2 separate regions of the Homo sapiens genome follow, and region 1 is linked to region 2. Evidence: chromatin loops called from intact Hi-C (ENCODE). Cell type or tissue: breast epithelium. All regions are shown on one strand. Links, peaks and the distances in the headings refer to the core of each region. The heading gives the core; the rest is flanking DNA.

The links. Hi-C counts contacts between places; a loop is a spot of excess contacts. Peaks named below come from ENCODE experiments on the same cell type or tissue, not always from the same donor. Only the 100,000 strongest peaks of a DNase experiment are listed, where the experiment ranks them.
Region 1: it touches region 2 in a loop (33-fold over the local background); 1 of 110 quality-filtered maps calls a loop at or near these places.

Annotation. Positions count from the first base shown.
Region 1 is chr7:23,690,415-23,693,229 of GRCh38, forward strand. FAM221A (family with sequence similarity 221 member A) reads left to right here. Exons shown (of 7, transcript NM_199136.5): 4 at 976-1,182. Among named protein-coding and RNA genes, the nearest start is that of FAM221A, 12 kb to the left of the region's middle. In breast epithelium, for the core only: no CTCF peak of the experiment used is centred there; a DNase peak (open chromatin) is centred at 1,137.
Region 2 is chr7:24,071,282-24,074,096 of GRCh38, forward strand. No RefSeq gene overlaps it. Among named protein-coding and RNA genes, the nearest start is that of NPY, 210 kb to the right of the region's middle. In breast epithelium, for the core only: no CTCF peak of the experiment used is centred there; no DNase peak of the experiment used is centred there.

The DNA of each region.
Region 1 (2,815 bases), core at 18-2,517, 380 kb before region 2:
GGCTGTTCTCAAACCCCTGACCTCAAGTGATCTGCCCACCTTGGCCTCCCAAAGTGCTGGGATTCCAGGCGTGAGCCACTGTGCCTAGCTGTTCCCATATATGTTTGTCAGAGGTGTGAATGGGTAAAGATTTTGTTAATAGTATATTCTGGCCTCCATTACAATGTGGCTTGATTTTTTTATACAACGACTTTTCTAAGATGCAATTCACATGTCATACAATTAACCTATTTAAAATGTGCAGTTTAATGATTTTTAATATATAATCAGCATGAATGTTGTGTAACCACCAGCACAATACATTTCAGAACATTTTTCTCACCCCAAAAAGAAACTCCATATTCACTAGGAGTCCTTCCTTACTTTTCTCTCTCCCCAGCCCTAGGCAACCCATAATCTACTTTCTGTTTCTGGATTTGCCTATTCTGGACATTTTATATAAATAGAATCATAGAATATGTGGTCTTTTGTGACTGGCTTCTTTCATTTAGCATGATGTTTTCATGATTCATCCATGTAGCCTATATCAATACTTCTTTCCTTTTTATTGCTGAGCAAGATTACACTACACCCTTTCTGTGTCTACAGGTTGGCCTTCTAATTTGGCTTTTATGGGGAGTTGATCTGTAGGAAGATTTCTACATTATCTCTTCACCTGGTCCTGGCCACTGGGCTCTCCCCGCCATGCCTGCTTATAATTCAGTTTTTGAGGAGAGGGTCTGCATTACCTGGCTCTTCAATTTCTTTTAGTCCTTGTTGTGTTTTGCAGTTTTTTTTTTTTCTGTGTTGTATCTGGTTACTACTTCGGCATGTTTTAGAAGTAAGAACAGTGGCTAGGAAGGAGTTCGGTGGCTGGAGGTAAGAGTTACAGGGGCCAGAGGATCTAGGTTCAGCTGGCTTTTGCCAGGCTAAGTGTCTTTAGGGTAGACAACATAGTACCTTTAAGAATTTAACTCCCTTTACATCTTGATTCAGGTTCCAAGTGTTCAGGATTCCATAGCTGCTTCACTTGTGCTTGTGGTCAGCCTGCATATGCCCATGACACAGTAGTGGAAACTAAGCAAGAAAGATTGGCTCAGGAAAAACCAGTGGGACAGGACATTCCTTATGCAGCCATGGGAGGATTAACTGGTTTCAGCTCGCTGGCGGAAGGCTACATGCGGTTAGATGACAGTGGGATTGGTAAGTGATACTATATGAAATGTGAGCCCATTGTATTGTTTTTATGTGTGCTAACAATAGTGAAGCCTTATATTTGTTAAGCAATTTATAGTATTTTTCTTTCAGAAAACATTCTCTCGTTTGATTTTTATTTTTTAAAAGAGGTTTTTAAAATTTTTATTTTATTTTTTATTTTTTCAGACCTATTTAGTATCCATAAAAGAGGTTTTATTGCTACTATACAATGTATTGTCATTATAGAATTTAGAAAGCAAGTGGCAGAGATCATTTCCATCCCAATACTTGTACTCAAATTTGAATCTGCATCTCCACTGTTTGTAATAGCTGAATAATATTTATTTTATTTGATATGATATAGTTTACCTGTTACTCTACTGTATGTAACTTAAGCTATTATATCCATTTCATTTTGGAAACAATAGGTTTATGTTCATGTGTGTATATGAACATACGTGTATATACATGTAATCACTTCTGTAGTAAAATATGTATATATGTATGTGCACACACATATATCTTCTTGCATACATATATGTTGTAAATAATGTAGGGAAAGTTTAATAGGATCTATTCTAAACTATTAAAGGTAGATGGATCCTTCTGAGAGCTGAGCGGGACTGGGGAGCAGAATGTGTTCCCTGTCTACTTGAAACACAGGTGTGTAAGTTTTTTTTTTCTTTTTTACAACAAGCATGTATTTTTTCATTTAAAAATTACATAAATACAAGTGTATATTTTCTTTTCTTTTCTTTTTTTTTTTTTGAGACGGAGTTTTGCTCTTCTTGCCCAGGCTGGAGTGCAATGGCGCGATCTCGGCTCACCGCAACCTCCGCCTCCCGGGTTCAAGCAATTCTCCTGCCTCAGCCTCCCGACTAGCTGGGATTACAGGCATGCACCACCACGCCCGGCTAATTTTGTATTTTTAGTAGAGATGGGGGTTTCTCCATGTTGGTCAGGCTGGTCTCGAACTCCTGACCTCAGGTGATCTGCCTGCCTCAGCCTCCCAAAGTGCTGGGATTACAGGCTTCAGCCACCACGCCAGGCCCATACGAGTATATATTTTCTTGTAAAAGATTCAAACAATAGAAATTAAGTGGAAAAAGAAAGAAATTAAGTGCAAAACACCCTTGAATACTTCTCTTTGTCTAATTCTTTCCCCGAGGGTAATTTGCTATCATCAATTAATTTTTCTCTTTAACATACAATTTTACTATTTACTTTTTAATTTTTAAAAATTATTTGTATTTATTGTTTAAGAGATAGGGTCTTGCTATGGTGGTAGGCTAGGTTTGAACTCCTGGGTTCAAGCGATCCTCCAGTCTCAGTCTTCCTAGTAGCTGGGATTACAGGCATGCATCACCATACCTGGCTTTACTTTTTTTTCAACTTAGAAAAATGTGAAGGCCTATTGTGTCAGGACACACAAGTCTACTTCATTCTTTTTAACTGCTGTATGGTATTCCACACTGTAGATAAAGCAGTTTATCTAACCATTTCCTTGTTCATGGCATTTAGATTTCCATCTTTGAATTTGTCTGCCTGTATCCTTGCATGAATTTGACTCTAAGGTAGATACAGAGAAGTAAAACTATTGGAGCGTGTTAACCTGTAAAATTCTAATACATTCTGCCAG
Region 2 (2,815 bases), core at 120-2,619:
ATCTTGTCTTAGGGATTCAATATCTTCTGCTTCTAAAGATACTAATTGTAGTCTGTGTTGTTCTGTAATTTATTTTTAGTTTTCTGCCAATGTCTATAGTATCTCTGTTTCTTTTGAGTTTCTTCTCTTTGTATGTTTGATTCTTGGTCTTTCATGTTAGGCTCTCCTCAAACATCTGAGGATGCTTTGAGATGTTTTCATGTTTACGTGCTAAAAAGTTAAAGCTCTGTGCACGTGTGTGTGTGTGAGTGTGTGAATTTGTCATTTGGTAGAGCTCATGGAAAATGACTGGCTATTTCTTTGGGAGACTCAACTACTCTGCACTTATGGATAATTTTTGTGCATCATGTTGGGCATCCCAAGATGTGCCATTTTGGAATAAGGATTATTTGGAGTTGAAGGCAATTGGGAAGAAGCAGGCACAAGAAAAGTTCTCTGCTCTTCTGCTAGCTGCCTAACAGCAGGACATAAATTTGGGAAGATTTCTCCCTGTCTCTTACCAGGAAGAGCAGAATTCTTAATCACCAGGAGACAACTCTAGACTTTTATCAGCCCAGAGGTGTCAAGCACTAAGAAAAATGTACATAACAAATCTTGCTAAATAATCCTTATCTTCCACTGGCTTCTCCCATATATTTTACCTTTTTCCAAATATTTGCCTTCCTGCCCCTAAAAGCCTCAGCCCATTTTCCTTTGTCTTGTCACTTCTCCTCAAATTTACTCTGCTTTGTTAAGAAGCCATGAAAAACTCAAGTTCTCACCACCCCTTTGAGTTACACATCATCGAGTTCTTCCACATGTATGTATGATGCAAGTATTAATTAATAAGCTCTGTTTTTCTCTTGTTAATCTGTCTGCTGTCAATTTAACTTCATAGGCCCAGTCACTGAACCTAAGAGGGTAGAGGAATTTTTTCTCCCCTTATAGTCATTTTTTTTCTGGGACCATTGCATTTTTCCAGAGAAGAATCCACTTATGTCCTCCTGCCCTCTGTTTAGCTGGGTGTTCTTCAAGTTGAGTGGGGTGACAGTGGTTTCCTGGTTCAGTAGAAGTCATCCATTTATCTTCATTTTTCAGTAGATGTCTTTGCCCCACCTAGTGCTCTGGGACCTGGAGCCACTCTGGTTCAATTTTTTCCCCTAGAATAAACCTCCAATGTCCTGCCATGGTAGGGGAAGGGGGGTAGTCTGGCAGATGGGCTGGGGGAAGGAGGCTGGGGTTTAATCTTATGGCAAATTCTAATGCTCCTCACCCCTTTTCGGCCTCCTCGGTGATTACCATCTTGCCACTTCACTGTCAGACATTCCTTAATTTCCTGCAATATGCCAGCCCCCTTACCCTCTATGGCTCTTAGAGTATCCAGTCCATGAGTCCTTCTAAGGCTCTGCAGTGTGAAACAGCTCTGTTCTCACTTTCATCTCTTTCTGATGCCACCTGGTATTTACTTTCCACATCTCTTCTAATTCTTCAGTCCATATTCCAGCTTCTAAGTTTGGTGAACATCTCCTGTCTGCTCTTCCCTAATTTCCTTGTCTCTTCTCTCAAATACTTATTATAATGTGGTTTCAGAGTAAATAGAATAAATTTGTATTTTAAACTATAAGTTAAATGGAAGACCTCTAACTTGCAGTTGAATGGAAGACTTCTAACATTATAAACAAACTGTGGCCAAAATGTGATGTGGCTCTACTCAAGGGTACTCAGTTACTGGCAGAACTGGAATAGAACTCTGAAAGTTTTGAGTTAGCTTCTGAGATGAGATTTATTATAAGTAGGTTCAACCAAGCACCTTTCATTGTTGAGATTAAGGGCCTGAATCCTCCTCTTCACCCTTCTTTTTATTTTATTTTATTTATTTATTTATTGAGGCAGAGTTTTGCTCTTGTTGTCCAGGCTGGAGTGCAATGGCGCAATCTCGGCTCACCGCAACCTCTGCCTCCCAGGTTCCAGTGATTCTCCTGCCTTAGCCTGCCAAATAGCTGGGATTCCAGGCATGCACCACCACGCCTGGCTATTTTTGTAGTTTTAGTAGAGACAGGGTTTCTCCACGTTGGTCAGGCTGGTCTCGAACTCCTGACCTCAGGTGATCTGCCTGCCTTGGCCTCCCAAAGTGCTGGGATTACAGGCGTGAGCCACCATGCCTGGCCCATTTTATTTTAAAAACTAAAGTCTGCTTTGGGGTTTCCCAGTTTCACGTAAACTTCGTTAGCCCATATGTTCATGAGAGAATCCCACTAGGACAGTCAGAGACTCATGGCAGCACCAGTAGAAAAGCCTCATCTGTTAAGATTGCTACCAGGGTAGTGTGCTTGAACCTACGGCAAAAGGCATCCCTACCCGTCAACTCCCCCATCCCCTGCAGAGATAATGCAGCTTGGGACGTCATGGGCTGCAGTTTTAGCAAAAGTGCTTTGGAGGGAGGGAAGAGGAGAGGAAGGGGGCTGGCATACTCCAGGAAATTAAAGAATGTCTGAACAGTGAAGCGACAAGATGGTAATCACTGCCAGGCTGGCTAATTGAGACTTGGCTTACAAGGCTGACAGCAGAGGAAGAACAGTAGTCTGGTTTCAGAACCAAGATTAACAGGAGAGAAAAAAGATCTAATTGGAAGCTGCATTAACTTTTTGAAGAGGCAGATAACCGCTGAGAGGCAGGGCAACTCTATTCATAGGGACAGGCTCATCATGGAAAGGAAATAGAAGATTAATCCACTATGGATTCTCTACGCTTGGACTGATTTAATTTCCAAAGACCTCCTTCAAGTCTGCCTTCTCTTTGCTCCCTCTCAGGGTCATTTCTAGACATGGAAAGGTGG